2 separate regions of the Homo sapiens genome follow, and region 2 is linked to region 1. The links are chromatin loops, found by intact Hi-C in ENCODE. Cell type or tissue: CD4-positive, alpha-beta T cell. All regions are shown on one strand. Each heading gives the region's core, and the rest is flanking DNA. Links, peaks and the distances in the headings are about the cores only. Region 1 overlaps RFTN1 (raftlin, lipid raft linker 1). Region 2 overlaps OXNAD1 (oxidoreductase NAD binding domain containing 1).

Region 1 (8,333 bases), core at 45-8,044:
TTTTGGGTTCCTCTAAGGCATAAAGTGGCTCATTCTCAGCTCCGTGTGTTACAGCGAGGGGAGTGTATCCACCAAGCAGATTGTCTTTCTTCAGAGACCTTGTCTACCTCAGAAAATCAAGAAGAAGGAATCGAAGGTAAGAGACTTTGATGGCCTTCCTAGGTTTTCCTCAGCAGGGCTTCATCTTCAGTGGATTTTCTGCAGCATTTGAGGGGGCAGCCTGCTCCAGCTTCCAAGGGCTCGCAGAGCCCAAGGAACACCTGAGCCCCTGGCAACCCGAATCACATCTCAGGCTGCTAAAACGGGACAGCTGAGGGGACTGGAGGGCCTTGTCTGCCATCGTCCTGCTGGGCCGGCCAGAAGGATGGAGGAGAGAGGCTCTTCTGGAGGCTTCAGCCTGCTAGATATTCCCACTAGGATGAAAAGAAGGGCACGAAGTCAGCTGCAGCCTGACCATGGGGTGGGGATGGCTCGAGCTCATGGCCAGTTTCTTTGTGTCTTAATCTCATTATCAGCTAGTTGGAGCTCTGGCCTGCCCTGTTAAGATTCCTTAGGACATTAAAAGTGTGGGGATCTAAGCAGAGACCCTGCCAAAATTTCTTCATGACAGGCCTAGACCCAAAGGCCTCTGTGTGACAGCTGGTGATGCTAGCTGTAGCCTGTGGCAGCAAGTCCTCAGGCCAGGCTGTCCTCAAGAGATCCCCAGGGCCCTTTTCCCCCTCTCCGGACTCTGAACTACCCTAGAAACAGTCGCACAGAGACTGGCCTTCTCAGAGAGTCTTCTCTGTGATTCCTGAAGGTTGAGCACAAGGGCTGTACGAGGTGCAAGTGTCGGCAACCCTTGTGCCAGATGATTCTGATGCTTCCCACCCCACCCTGAGCAGCCTGTGGTGCTTTTCCTGAGGACATTTTCACCAGTTGCTGGGGAAGAGGCCAGTGAGTCGAGTGGACACACCAAAGCCTGAGTCAGGCATCACCTGGATTCAGCTCACTGCACCTTTGATGGCTGAGGCCACATTCTCGGCAGGGCCTGCCTGACCTGCTCGGCTCCTCACTCCTGGCATCACTCCTGCATTCCTCACGCTTGGTTCCTCATGTTCTTTGGACACAGAGCCCTGGGAAGGAGCATCAAGTAAATGAACAGATTGGAGCAGCCCCTCACCAGCCAACAACTCCAGGGGGAGCCCACTTGTGGAAGGAGTGCCAAAGCAATGGTGACTTGAAGCCAGATGGGCTGGAGTGTGGAGGAAGGTCTTTCTCCAGGCTCTGAAGGTGTAATGTGACAGGTGACGGCACAATGGACCAGAAGGGAACTGCCAGCCCACCATCAACCACCAGGAGCAGGCAGCCACCAGCTGGAAGATGGATCGGCTGCAGAGCGCTGTCAGTTTCAGCTCAGCCACAGGCTCACGGGAACTGCATGCATTCAGCAAGTGCAACATTCAACACACAGCACGCAAAGGGCCCCTGTCAGATGCTGACAGACACCCGCTGCAGCCTTACAGAGGGAGATGGTGCCACCTTTGCCTAACAGGTTCCTGGTGGTGGGGCACACAGATTCCAAAGGAGAGACATGTGGTTGGATGTTGGTGTGAAGGTCATGGCATCGCATGCAGGGGGACAAGTCAGTGGAAACTTGAGTCGGCAGGGAGACTTTAGAGATAGATTTGTAAAAGCTGCTGTAATAAGGTTGAACTGACTCTCCTCAGGGAAAATTCAGAGAGGATGGGACCCACTGTTTTTTCAGTCAGTAAAAACTTCTAATCCCAAGCAGCTGTACTCATCTGGGTGGACTGCTTTCTCTTTCCATGTACCTAATTATTTCCTGCCTCATTCCAAGACTGTAGGTGACTGGTGTGGAGCACTTGTTCTACACAAGACCCTCTGGGTCACCTCACAGATGGGAGTCCTCCAGAGAGGGGGGCTTCACAGCCAGACTCCTTGGAAGAATCTTCTGCACTGGGTGTCCCCTCCTCACTCCTCAGCTGACAAGGGTCAGCGTCCTACTCCCACAGGCCTGTGTCCCCTGGTGACCGAGAGTCACTCCATCTAGTCCTCATCATGCCTGAGCTCTTGCAGCCCGGATGTTGGGACCACCCCCACTCCCTGAAGCAGCTTTTCTCTTGGTTCTTTCCCACCTCATTCTCCTGGTTTCCCACTAAGTTCCTCAGGGTTCAGACCCAGCCCCATTTCTCCCTTCACTCTTGCCTCTTCCTTAGAAAATCTCCTTCACCACCTCTGTGCCAATGACCATTCCGCCTGCATTTTCAGCCCTCACTGCACCCCAAGACTCCAGCTCCATCCATCCTGTGGCTCGAGGAAACCTATGACTGTCCCCCTCCCCATACCTCGCCCACCTGGCCAACCGCCACCCTATCTAGAGGAATGGCATTGCACCTTAGGGGCTATCCCTGCTGACCCTCCCCTCTCCTTCCCCTATATTCAATCTATCCTTAAGACCCATCTGTGTTAGGTCCCGGAGGCTCTGGAATCCCTCCACTTCTCTCTACCATCACTCGCCTCAGCTATTCTAATCTCCTAATAATAGATATCCCCTTCAAATAGGTTCCCTATTCAGAGCCCAAGTGATCTGTTAAAAAGGGAACTTGAATCCTGTCATCCCACTGCTCAAAGGAGTTCTAGTTTTGTATGACTCTGAAGACAAAGATGGAAATCAGTACTGTGGCCCTCAAGGCCCCAAGGGATCTGGTCCCTCTTACCTCCTCTGCCAGCCTCCCATTCTCTGTGGCCTCCAGCTCCTCTGTGGCCTCCAGTTCTTCCGTGTCCCCTCTGCCAAGGACATTCTCCTCCTTTCTAGCTCTACTCGAGCATCCTTTTCTCAGAACAGTGCTGTCTCCTTTTATACCAAACCAGACTCCTTTGTACTACCCTGGAAAAGAACCACGTTCTTCTCCTTCAGAGCTCTCCTTTGGGCTTTTAGTTATTTGTGATCATTATTTTATCCTTCCCAGGCAGAGTCAGACATAGTCTCCACAAGAGCAAAGACCTTTTTCCTGTGTTGTGTACCCAGATTTTAGTTGGTGCTCAACAGATACTTGTCGAATCAATGAATGAGTAATCAGCTTCTTAGCGAGGACACACATAGTATGTCTAGCATTAAAACTTAAGAAAAGAAACTGCAAGATTGGCACACCGAGGATGTGGCATATTTAGTCTTCTTTTAATCAGCAACATGGATAGATTTTTCTAATCAGGACTTTTCAGCATTGGAAAGAAACCTCTGTGTACGTGCGTGTGATTTTCAAGGCAAATATTAAACTTCTTCAAAGGGAGTAGGTGATTTCTACAACTCGGGAAGACTTCCTTCCAGCTAAACTACTTGAAGTGGACACATCATGGGCAGTTTTTAAAATGTGCAAATTAAATCCATTGGCTCCTGCTGACATGGAACTCTGGACACACACTGCTGTAAAGTGAAGGATTTCTTTTTTTCTTTTAGACAGTTATTTCTGAATTGGGCGGCTAATTGGATTTGGTGACACACCCAACTGCCACAGATGCTCTGGCTTGGGAAGGCCCCCAACTCAGTGCAACCTGTTTTATCTGCGGCTTGCTGGTTAAGCTCAGAGACTCCCCCGGTCCTACTCAAAACCTGGAGTCCATTCCCCAGGCTGGACTTGCCTGCCTTTAAGTGGTGTGGATGTCAGAGCTCACCTCAGAGGCTCAACTGAAATCTGGCACAGTCCAGGCCTCCTCTTGCTTTCTGAGACGTCTCCTTTTTGAATTGTTGGGATCTGAAACAGTTTTTGTTGTTTGTTTTCTACCATTTGTGTTCTCGTTTTGTATTATATCAGCAGATCAACAAGATGTGATCTTCTACAGGAAACTGGATGTGGCCAGGCATCCAGGGGAAACTATGGAAGCTCTGTTATTTAGCAAGAGCAGCCCCGGAGAGAGTATCTGGGCTCATATTAGATGGAAGGTCTAGCACGTGGTGGAATTGTCCTCAGTTGTACACTGCACAACAGCAGAGGGCGCTATTCACATCAAATACAATATGAATGGGGCCCTGGAGGTGTGCACCGCAGCCCTGGAGGTAGAGACAACCATTTTAGAGATGAGTAACTTGAAACTCAGATTCATAACCTGCCTAAAGACTGACAGCTAATGAGTGCCAGCACTAGGATTTGAACCCATACTATAATGCTTTGACATTTTAGCACTTAAGGCCTCTTAGCCAAAACAATCACCACTTTTTTGGCAACAGTAAAACTTCCTCTGACTTCCCTGAGAGCCAACTGCCTCTCGGAGTACTATACTACACAGGTAGGCTTCACTGGTCCTTTTCTAAAAACACGTAAAATGATATAAAATGTGAAGAGGCTCTGACTGTTTTGGAACATCCATTAAAAAAAAGGAGAGACTCTTACATTTGGGCTGGAATTAAAATGCAACGGCAGCTGCCTAACACAGGGCAGCAGTTACGAACCATAACACGGTGCCTGGAAACTATGGAGGCTTGGTGGAGGCAGCCACGGTCATGCTGAGGGCTAAAATCAGGGGCCTCCTCTGGTGGGTTTGGAGCCTCGAGATGCCTGCCTGGCAGGCTCGGCTTAAGTAGGAGGTGGGTCTGAGACACCACTTAGCCTACAGAGTGATTCCATTATTGGGATCCTCACAGTTTGGGTGGAAGAAGCTCCACCCATCTCCTAAGGGAAGTCTGTCAGCTACAGTACGAGACATTTCAAAAGAAGTCAAAGGAGAAACCCATCCAACATTGTAAGTGAACTCATTTGGGTTTTTTGGGGGATACAGGGTGGGAAAGGACCAGATAAATGTTAAATCCTAACCTCAACATGTATTTCACTCATGTTTCTCTACTTTAATGGAACATTCCATTACCATTCTTATCTAAAAGGTGCTAAATCCAAGAATCCTATAATGTATTAAATCTCAGAATTCTGTGTTTGGGCAAATGTTTTATCTGAGGAAACAGATCTCTACCGTGGAAAACTACAAAAATGGCAGATTTTTAAACATTTACATAGCACATTTTTGGTTTTTCCTAGCAAAGCGCTCAGAATGATTTACAACATACTAAAGCCTTAAGAAATCATTTCCCACTGATGGTGCAACTGCATTCCTGGGCTCCTCTCTCTAGCCCAGCAAGAAATCATAGGAACTGAGAGCTCCCTTTTTCTCTCAATTATATAATGTCTAAGATTTAAGTGCGTATTTGGTGAAACCAATGAGATAACAGCTGAAGCACAAGGAAGTGGCCATGGTGGGAACTGAAAACTAAAACCCCACGTGCACTCTGGGCCACCGAGATGAGAAATTCAGATTGAGAAACTTGGCCGGTCAGTGACGGAGCTGGGGCTCGCTCTCGGGTGGTCTTGCTCCAGAGATTTGATGAGACCCTGGTTGTTGCCCAACTCTATTACTGGCCGCGTGACCTTGGGACTCTGAGCCCCTGACTTCCCTGTCACACCAGGAAATGCTTGGTTGCAGGTTGGGCCCCCGGGAAGCGGCCTCTGAGATTGGAAGTTTTTAGAGGGAGTTACCTTAGAACACTTGTCGGTACAGTAGCGGGCAGAGGGAGAATTTGGGCTGTGATGCAGTCACAATCCCCCAGGTTGGCTTGGAGCTGGGATGGCATTTGCGTTATCCCAAATTGGGATCAGGAAATGGGTTGTTGTATCCCACCTGGGGCAGTCATTGGTTGTAGGTTGCCCTGGTGTGACCCTTCTGTGAGGTGGTGGTCAGCAAAGGGCTATCGGCCTAGCTGGGGAGCGGGCCCGCCAGTCCTGTGGGGGGATCTGAGCGGTACAGCACAGTGTCTGCCCCATGTTCTGGGCCCTGCCTTACTCAGGTGACCTAGTGAGAGAATGCCAGCCCCGTGCCTGGTAATCCTCAGCCTGCTCAGAATGGAAATGAGTAGCTGCAGCTCTGGCTCTTACTGGGGGCAGGCCTCACATCTCCTCTCCATCCTGGCCCTCCAAATGATAGGACTTTAGGAGCCCTTTCCTATGTGGGCCTTTGGTATAGAGCCAGTCAAAAGAAATACTGCTCTGCCCCAACAGAACCTGAAATCTACATCTAAAATACACATCCTGGAAGGTGTGGTGCAGGCTCTTGGGGTGGGTGTGATGTGATAGTGTGCGATTCAAGTTTGGTGCCTGTACTGCCTGGCTGGGGGATGCTGGGAATTGTATGTCTCACTCAGACATGGTGTGGGTATGAATGCAAACAAGGCTTTGGGTGAAGCTCTGGGTTCCCGGAGGCTTGTTATTTATCCCCATCCTTTCTGATTTCTAGTTTCAGTGGCGATTCTCCAGAGAAGAAATGCACAACAGGCAGATGAGGAAATCAAAAGGTAAACTCAGTGCCAGAGACAAACAACAAGCAGAAGAAAATGAGAAGAACTTAGAAGACCAGTCTTCCAAAGCTGGAGACATGGGAAACTGTGTTTCAGGACAGCAGCAGGAGGGTGGAGTCTCCGAGGAGATGAAGGGCCCTGTCCAAGAGGACAAGGGAGAACAGCTGTCCCCTGGTGGCCTGCTGTGTGGGGTGGGTGTGGAGGGTGAGGCTGTGCAGAATGGTCCTGCCAGCCACAGCAGGGCCCTGGTGGGGATTTGCACTGGGCACTCCAATCCTGGAGAGGATGCCAGGGACGGGGATGCTGAGGAAGTCAGAGAGCTTGGTACGGTTGAAGAAAACTGAGTCTTGGGCAATTTGTGCTAAAACTAGGTGAGTTGCCAAACCCAAGGCATCTTACCAACAGCTGGTTTGGGGGCTGGTTTCCCTGGTGTTGTGTGTTACCTACCCTTTGGCTTGGCTTGACCTCTCCTTGTGAGCTCACCTGAGCCCTCCCAGGGCCAGGTTCCTGACAGTGTTGGTTTTTGCACATCCACTGGAAAGGTGTCATTAATGACCCAGTGTTAGAATGCAAGAGGTCAGGTTATTCTAGCCCTCATGGCTGAAGGCCCAGTCCTGGCTCCACCACTCCTCCAGCCAGAGGGTCTGGACCATCCAGTGCCTGTCCTCGCCACAGGGCCTCCAGGGAGCATTCGGGTCAAATCCATGGACACCCTGGGCTACAAACCAAGGCTGCTGTTCATCCCACATCGTGTGGGGCAGTGTCCATCCCCTGCAGCTACTTGGTGACTTAACAACTCCAGGAGCCCTGTCAGCTGCCCTCCTCCACCTAAACCCCTTCGACTCTTCTGCTTTGACAAAGAAAATGACATTGGGGAGGGGAGGTGCTCCGCCTCCCAGCTTTTCTCAAAATAGTCCTATAGATACTGGTAATCTGGAAATGAAGAAGTAATTCTGTCTCTGCACCTACTTTTGCAGAATGTTCAAGGAAGTATTCTGTGTTAGTATTAATGCCAAAAAGTTGTTTTTAAAGGTTTTGTACTCAGCACATCATACAAACCACATTACTTCTGTCACTTCAGGGCATCGGGACTGGCTGGCGCCCTTGTTATGTGCTATTTTAATCAGTGTAACATTGGTCAAGTTGTTACCCATGTATGCTGTGTTTATCATGTGTATATCGTCCAGAAAGTATTAAGGCTTTAGGTAGATGCAACTGGCGAACCTTGGAGAGGGAATGCTGATTGTCTTGACCAAACCCACAGCCTGTCTCTTCTCTTGTTTAGTTACTTACGGCAATAAATCATCTATGAGTTAGTGCACCGTGAGGATTGAGTGTTTATCGTGTCACTAGGAACAGTCCTGGCCTCATGTCCAAAGGATTCCAGCCCACACCCCCCATTCACTATAAGTTTCTAACTCCTGGCAGCATGATGACGTGGTGGAGGAAGACAAAGTTCCCATGGAAAGCTGCAGAGCCAGCTAGGCTTGCTGTGCTTTCTCGTCATTTGTAGAAAGAGATGGCAAGTGGAACTCAGATGCCACCAGGTAAGTAAGGGGTACAGCCACCTCCCATTTCTGGGATGGTGGAGACAAATACCTTTTTAAAATAAGCAAAAAACCTTACATCAGTGTCTAACAAACATTGTTTCCAAGCTTTTAAGTAAATTAGTGAGGCAAGTTATTTCTGAATAACTTTTTAAATTAGTGAGGCAAGTCTTTTCCCTTTGCAAGTTTATTAAAATAAAACATTTGTAGGCCAGGCATGGTGGCTCATGCCTGTAATCCCAGCACTTTGGGAGGCTGAGGCAGGCTGATCACCTGAGGTCAGGAGTTCGAGACCAGCCTGGCCAACGTGGTGAAACCCCGTCTCTACTAAAAATACAAAAATTAGCTGGGCGTGGTGGCGGGTGCTTGTAATCTCAGCTACTCGGGAGGCTGAGGCAGGAGAATTGCTTGAACCTGGGAGGCAGAGATTGCAGTGAGCCGAGACT
Region 2 (8,333 bases), core at 100-8,099, 45 kb after region 1:
ATTGCTCAATTAAGCCTTGTCCGTCTAAACAGAGTGTCATATTCTGCTGTAACATAAAGGAAAGCTGATTTTATTATCAAAGATCTGAGTTCAAGGACTGAGTCCTTGTCCCTTGAACAAGTCCTTTAAACTTAGGACAACAATATAATTTATCATTCAAGACAGAATAATTTTGAGAGTGAAAGTGAGTGCTATTACACCAGGAACGAGAGGCATAAACCAGGACTATTTCAGGCAAATGAGGAAGCAGGGTCATCCTACCTAAATCTTTGATTCTTAATCCCCTCATCTGTGAAATAGAAATTAAAATCCCTACATGTCCCTCCCAGAATGGTTGTGAGAATCAAGTACCAATCTGTTGTATAATCTGGTGCTTTGTAAACAAAAAGGCAACATACACATAAGATACTGTAGGAAAAGACACAGGCTTCTAAAAGCAAACTAGTACAATAGAAAAAGAATTAGAAAGATTTCCAAAATCAATTAGGTGCATAAAGTCTTCTGATCAGAGTCCCATTAAAATCTGAGGATAGGAGCTTATCTATCATTTTCAATGCTGTAACCCCAGGATCTGGCCCAGGGTCTGGCACATTTCCAAATGAACAAATGAATGCATATGAATTAGTAATTTAAGAAATTCTTTCACTGCCAAACTCTCCCAACAAACTGATGAACAGAGCATATATTGCTCAGTAGGCCAACAGTCTGTAGAGGCCAAGCACGGAATGACCCCCTCCAGTAAAATTTGTCTTGCCTGAACAATCTTTACTGCATTACAGTATTTCTATCTTTATCTCCTTGACATTTCTAGGGTTACTCAGACTGCTTATTCTTTTGATTCTTAAGAATAAAATGAATAAAACTTGAACACAAACATTCCAATGTAATTCAATTCAGAGTTCAGTTTCCTCCATCAGCACAATCTCAGACTACTTACAGTTACAGTCCCAAGTAAGAAGCATAAACATCATAAATGGTCATTCAGTAAACTTTCCAGAGGAAATACATGCCCAAAACCAAAAGAACATTTCTGGGTGAGTATTCCATTTCCTGTCGACTCCAAGAGTAGCAACACAGTCCTTTAGCTAGGAATTCTGAGCTGGAGCTTCCTTTCGTCACTGAGAGACATGTCCTAGGCCCTGCTTCCTCTTTGTAAAATCCAGATGGCATCGTATCCTTAGGCTACCTCATGGACTTGAACTGAAGAGCAAATAACATGTGTAAAGTATACTCACTATACAAATTAAAGGCAAGAATGGAAGACGAGACTATAAGAAGCTGATCCAGTTCTGTTATGGCCAAACCTGAGGTGCCATTCATTTCAACGAGTCCAGGGTCCAGCCCCTACTCTATGGCTAGGAGCACCCTCTGGAGATTGGGGCAAGTTCCTAATGACCATATACTGCTGAGAAAGCCAGATACCATCTAGCTTTCTCCAGTTCCTCCCAACTCTTCGCAGTTCTCATTCTGTATGGGAGAAGAGGGGAAATTAGAAACAGAAGAGGAGGGCCAGGAGCTGTGGCTCATGCCTGTAATCCCAGCACTTTGGGAGGCCGAGGAGGGCAGATCATGAGGTCAGGAGTTCAAGACAAGCCTGGCCAACACAGTGAAACCCCGTCTCTACTAAAAATACAAAAAAAAGTTAGCCGGGCATGGTGGCAGGCGCCTGTAATCCCAGCTACTGGGGAGGCTGAGGCAGGAGAGTCACTTGAACCCGGGAGGCAGAGGTTGCAGTGAGCCAAGATCGCACCATTGCGCTTTTAGCCTGTGCAACAAGAAAGAGACTCTGTCTCAAAAAAAAAAAAAAAGAAAGAAAGAAAAAGAAACAGAAGAGGAGAAGAGATGCAACTAAAAATTTCCTGAAAGGTAGTACCATGATTGGATTTTCCTGTAATTTTCTGACTTGTGGGCACTAAAATTCTCAAGAGTTTGCATTAACTTTCTTTGTAGTTTACCTAAATTTGGCTCAAAATAACCCCCAAAAGTCCCAATAATTTTGTCCTATAAAATTCTGAAATGGAAGAAGGGCCGCCTTGCACCTTTTGCTGGCCCCGGGTCTCCCAGGACCTCATACAAGTGAAACTCAGCTATACAGGACAGCGATTTACTCTACAAATCGCCAGGAACAAAAAAAACAAAGACCAGAAGCTGAGTTTTTACCCATTTCCTCTAAATGACAAAGAAACACTTGAAAAGTGGTAAAAAAAAAAAAAAAAAATAGCAAGATTGATGGGTTTCTAGTAAATACCAGTTACTATGTAGTGACCATTTCACTCCTGACTCTCTTGACATCAGACGGGGGATTTGATATTTAAAACAAAGTACAGTTCCAACAACTTTTTCCTCTGCCTGAAGACAATCAAGTAAAAGATCCTTCTTAAAAAAAAAAAAAATTCACAGAAGAAACAATTGGAAGATGAGAAAAAAGTATGCCTAAAAGCCAAATCAGAAAAATCACTTGTATTAAATGAGGCAAAGAAAAATATAGTTAACACAGATGTGCTCCCTGAACACGCAATTACTTGATTCATCTGCCTTGGTGAAGCCACTGGCTTCTAAAACCAAGAAGTATACAAAATACTTGTTAACTCTTTTCTTTTTGAGACAGAGTCTTACTCTGTTGCCCAGGCTAGAGTGCAGTAGCGCAATCTTGGCTCACTGCAACCTCTGCCTCCCAGGTTCAAGTCAAAATACATGTTAACTCTTAAACTAGTTAAACAAGATTAACTAGGAAACCAGAATCTACGTTGGAAACATCAGTTAACTAAAATATGGATATAGGTGCTTTTCACACATCTTTTGAGTATCTAAATTTTACAACTATTACTTTGATAATTTCAAATTCAGAAGGTATTCAACAGTCTTTGGAAACCCAAGAAGTGCTTGAAATAACTACCAATCATCTTGCTAATCCAAATTTTACAAATATTCCATGAAAATCAGGTCAGCACAGGATAATTCATTCTTATTTAGCACAATTAATCAAACAGTTGAAGAATTAAACACAAATAAATAATCTATTATTGCCATTTTTCTAAACCCGTAGTTAATTCTTTTATATCTGCCCAAAAAGAAACCAGGGAAATGGAAGACATAGACATTGAAGACTCCTTACATAAGGATGTAAACTATGGAAGATTCTTTTCTTTTCTTTTCTTTTTTAAAGAGACAGGGTCTTGCTCTGCCACACAGGCTGGAGTGCAGTGGCACCATAATAGCTTACGTTAGTAACCTTGAACTCCTGGGTTCAAGTGATCCTCCTGCCTCAGCCTCCTGAGTAGCCAGGACTACAAGCACACCGCCATGTCCAGCTAATTTTAACTTTTTGCAGAGACTGGGTCTTGCTATGTTGCCCAAGCTGGTCTTAAACTCCTGGTCTCAAGTGATCCTCCTGTTTCAGCCTCCCAAAGTGCTGGGATTACAGACACGAGCCACTGCGCTTGACCACAAATTGAACATTCTTACTGCAGACAAGACACAACTAAAGAACATTTTTGGCAGAAAGTCTGTAAGCTACATTCTAAGATAACTCTTCCTGACCTACAAACAACAAACTATAGGTAGACTGAAGTCTTTGGAAGTTCTTATAAGACAGCCAAAGCAGGAAAACTGGCTATCTGAAGAAAATGTCAGATGATAAAAAACTGTTTTACAACAGGGGATGTCACTATGATACAGAGTAAAAAGGCTTTAAAGCTATGACTGTTTTATAAGCTTTCTCCAGCCAAATCAAACTTTATGTAAAGGGAACTTTTTCCTGTATAAAGTTCTGATCTTAAGGAACTATGAGAGTGCTCTAATGTTATCAACTGTATCCTGTTCTTAAAATGCTCATTTTTAGAAAAACTAGAGAGTTGTGCTGAAGAGAAAAAGTTTTATTAGTTGATAATTTTCCAAATTAAAGTTAAAATTCGGTGAATAAATGGTACGATTCGGTCATAACATGAAAGAACAAGGGCATGTTCAAAAGAACCTGAAACAGACGTCAGGTTCAGCAATCAGTCCTGGTTTCACCACTGGCATATATGGCTTGGGCAAGTTACTTATCAAGACTGAAGCTCAGTCCCTAATCTATAAAATATTTACTAGATCTCTAATAGTCTGTTTCTTTATAGTTCTTTCCCTTTTTCTTAAGATAATTTTGTTAGAACAGGTTTTCCCTAAGATTAGACATACTTTCATAATACTAGAAGTTGGCTAGAATTTGACATTAACTATTGCATTATCCTCAGTATTTACTGAATTCTGTGTTGCCTGACCTTTTGGCTATAGTTATGTATCTGTTACATAAAGGAAAATACACCTTTTATAATTTTATTCCAGTGGAACCAAACTAAGGAACTGCCCCTTAGCCGAGTTCTCAGGTGAGGTACTTCAAACTTGAAAGAATATGTATATCAGTACTTTATATGTCACTAACCATCATAATACATAGTCATTTAAGCTTAACATACTGTAGTTATAGTTATATTTATAAACCAAAAATTTTAATGAGGTTAATTTTAAATATATTTAAGTATATTTTAGAAATCATAGTTGATATCTTTTGTTTTTTTTTTTTTTTTTAGTGATAGTACAGTGATTTATTGGAAGGGGGAAAGCACACACCCAACAAAAGGGAGTGTGAGCGTACTCAGAGAGAGACGTGCCATTAGCATCTATTTCTTAATAGGTGTAACCTTTAAAGTATGTGCCTGCCTCATTTGTAAACCACAGAATACTGAATACTGTACATTCCCACTTATGTATATTTTATTAAAATTAATAAGCAAGAAATTATAGATAAGTGGTGATAACCTTAGGGAGATAAAGGTCTTTTATTAGGAAACAGAAATGATGGTGATATAAATAAAAATACTGTTTATATCCACACAAATTTGAAAAATGTAAAAGACTTTGTGGTAACAATAAAAATGTGAGAAATAGATATGTTTCCTTAGAATTGGCAGTCAACATAATTAAGTATGTTAATGCCTATGATGGATGCTGTGCAAGTTCCTATTAGTCCGATTCTTAGTCTTTTCATCTGTTAAAAAGAAAATACTGGCCAGGTGTGGTGGCTCATGCCTGTAATCCCAGCACTTTGGGAGGCCAAAGAGAAGGGATCACTTGAGGCCAGGAGTTCAAGACCAGCCTGGGCAACACAGCAAGACCATCTTTACAAAAAATTAAAAATTAGCTGAGCACAATAGTGTGCCTGTAGTCCTCGCTAATCAGGAGGCTTAGGCAGGAGGATCAGTCGAGCTTGGGAGACAGAAGCTGCTGTGAGCCATGACTGTACCCCTGTACCCACTGCACTCCAGCCTGGGTGACAGAGCAAGACTCTGTCTCAAAAAAAAAAAAAAAAAACAAGAAAATACTATTAACTATCTATCTATCTTACCTGTCTTAAAATATTATTATGTATCTTACGGCATAGTTTTGAGAATTCTGTAAGGTAAGAAACAAGTTTTTGGTCCTGGAAAACAGGAGGTGCTCAGTAAATATCAGTTGACGCTAAACAGTAAATAATATACTAATTGTTTGTAAATGCTTGATGATTCTTTTTTGCTTATATTTCACTTAGTTTCTGCAGGCTATTAAAATTAATTGGTCTTGTAAAATAAAATTCTGAAATGAATACTCTAATTCAGGGACTAGCAAATTATTACCTGCAGGCCAAATCTGGGTGTTTGGTAAATGAAATTTGTATACATACTGTCTATGGCTCTTTTCACATTATAAAATCAAAGATTAGAAGTTGTAATTAAGACAGCACGGCCCAAAAAATCTAAAGTATTTACTATCTGGCCTTCTAGGGAAAGATTTTCAACCTCTGCTCTAATTCTACCAGCCTCAAAATACAACAGGAAAGAGCCTGTAAGATAAATCACTTTTTTTTTTCATAATTTGCAAGGCCTTCATTTTATAAAAAGAAATCCTAACAAGTCTCACATTTACAGAATCAGCATTTTTGGTCACTTGAACAAACCAAAAAAAAAGTATTTTCAGATTTATTATTGGAAAAAGTGTACTTCCCCACAAGCTCCTAAATCTACTATGCTAAACTAATTTTACAGACTTCTCAAAAAAAAAAAAAAAAAAAAGAACTTTAAGCTGAATCAACAAACACATTACCCTTAGTCCCAAAGTAACTTTCTGAAAGAAGTTAGCCTTAAAAGTAGGGCCTAAACAATATGCCTTTACATTAAAGTGTATCCTTCTATTAATAGATAAATTTAAATGAGACAATATAATTTCTGCCCATGTTTGTAGAAGTATATAATCCTTCTTTACATGAAATAGTTTTTTTATTGTTAGCTTACATATACTTATAACACTAAGCTAAATATATCTGAGTAAGTGATAAACATTCAAAAAAGCAAAATCAAATATCCGATTTATGTTTTTAAACAAAAATGGGGTTACTCACTGAGGTAAAGGGTGAGGATCCTTTATTTCTCAGCCCTTGACACCCCTTCAGGTGGTAGATTAGCTTTCTATAGTCTGAATATGGTGGAAAAAATCTGTACATTAGAAGGGTAACAAGAGCTCGTCCACTTTCCTTTCTCAGATGTTAGTGCTTTCTCCCTTGATGAAATAAGTTGCTCTAAAGCAGGAATGAGAACAAGAACTTTGAGATGTGACGCAAAAAAAAAAAAAAGACCCCACACAAAAAAACAGAGAAAGGTAAGCTATTCATAAAATGTAGGCTTTAAAGGAAGTTCTAGTGCTAAAACATAACCCTAAACATCATACCTGTGAGGATGGCTCCCTCAGTTGCTGCTCTACTTGCTTCATCAAAAGGTAATCCATTCATTCCAAGTTTAAAGGGAAAAATTTGAGTATCTGTCATCTTTTCAAATCAGATATCAAATGTCCTGCTCAGAAAATTTCTAAATAGAAAAATAACAAACTTCCCAACTCTCCTTCAAAAGGACCAGACTCATCTAATGCTTTACCCATAAGCCAGTCATAACCACATGTAAACGGTCTAGCTGGAAAAACCTGTCATACCCCAAAGATACAAACCTCCCGTCGAAGGACACTTGCAGTTCTCTCCATGTGATCAGTTTTCCTTTTGGATTTCATTATGCTTTAATAGAAAGTAAAATTAGGTTATTACATATTATCCTCATAAAAATAATAAAATTAGTTTTTCCTGAAATATCATGGTTATCCTAAATACAGTGTAACATTACAGATCCTATAAAATGGCCAGTGAGTATCTGCCCGTCTAACTAAAGTTTTGGCCGGGCATGGTGGCTCATGCCTGTAATCTCAGCACTTTGGGAGGCCGAGGCAGGCAGATCATCTGACGTCAGGAGTACGAGACCAGCCTGGCCAACATGGAGAAAGCCTTTCTCTACCAAAAATACAAAAATTAGCTAGGTGTGGTGGTGCACGCCTGTAATCCCAGCTACTCGGGAGGCTAAGACAGGAGAATCACTTGAATCCAGGAGGTGGAGGTTGCAGTGAGCTAAGATCGTGCCACTGCACTCCAGCCCAGGCGACGGAGCAAGACTCCATCTCAGACAAAAAAAACGGTTAACAACCTGACAGCATGCACATTGAAGCTAAGGTGTTACCTTTCCGGGAGTTTGATATGCCTCCCACAACCATCAGCAGGTCGGGTCTCTTTGAAAATTAACTTCAAATGACACAGAAGTCTTAATGACTCACCTGGTTAGAGTAAGGTGGCGCAAAGTGCTGAGTGTCAATCTCAGTGACGCAGCCTCAATACGGATGGCTCCAACAGAGCACCGCAACAACCCAGGAATCATAACAGCAGCACAGGCCATGGCGCTTTCTGGGCAAACAGAAAACTGAAATTTCAAATTGTTTTTTTAAAAGTGGGGAAATATCAGACTATTTTAGAGGGTCAGTGAGGAAGAGTGTGGATTTCTGTTGGTGCTATTATGAGTCAAGTTACCACCAAAGCAGCCAAGAGCCTAACTTCACCTTGACAAAATTTCTGCCACTATTTAGAGTTGACTCAAGGTATCTCCACAATTATGTATATAAGTATGTAATTTTTGGTATTATCAAATATTCATGTTCTCTATCACTTTCTAAAATCTCTGGCCAAGTTCACATGACTAATCTTATGCTATTATAGAAGAGGGGAGATTTTATAACTTCCTGATAATTGTATTCTACCTGAAGAGTACTGCATAAGTCTTTTATATTTCTTGTTAAGTGTAAGAGGAAGATAAATTTACAACGGTTCCCAAACAAGAAGCTTAAGGTTTCCAGATATTAAAAAACCAAAACAGAAAATAATAACACTATTCCTAATAGCCCAAACTGGAAACTATCCAAATGCCATTACTACAGGAGATAAGGTAACTGTG

What was found. A loop is a pair of places that touch in the nucleus more often than their neighbours do. Peaks named below come from ENCODE experiments on the same cell type or tissue, not always from the same donor. Only the 100,000 strongest peaks of a DNase experiment are listed, where the experiment ranks them.
Region 2: it touches region 1 in a loop (2.4-fold over the local background); 10 of 110 quality-filtered maps call a loop at or near these places.

Annotation. Positions count from the first base shown.
Region 1 is chr3:16,315,179-16,323,511 of GRCh38, reverse strand. It overlaps RFTN1 (raftlin, lipid raft linker 1), which reads left to right. Exons shown (of 10, transcript NM_015150.2): 9 at 55-136; 10 at 6,280-7,667. The coding sequence ends at 6,684. It also overlaps a transcript of OXNAD1 not described here. Among named protein-coding and RNA genes, the nearest start is that of OXNAD1, 54 kb to the right of the region's middle. In CD4-positive, alpha-beta T cell, for the core only: a CTCF peak has its summit at 3,974 (motif pointing right); a DNase peak (open chromatin) is centred at 4,011; H3K27ac peaks cover 4,165 bases.
Region 2 is chr3:16,270,401-16,278,733 of GRCh38, reverse strand. OXNAD1 (oxidoreductase NAD binding domain containing 1) reads right to left here. Exons shown (of 9, transcript NM_138381.5): 3 at 7,663-7,789; 4 at 7,012-7,075. The coding sequence starts at 7,781. It also overlaps the pseudogene THAP5P2. Among named protein-coding and RNA genes, the nearest start is that of OXNAD1, 9.4 kb to the right of the region's middle. In CD4-positive, alpha-beta T cell, for the core only: no CTCF peak of the experiment used is centred there; no DNase peak of the experiment used is centred there.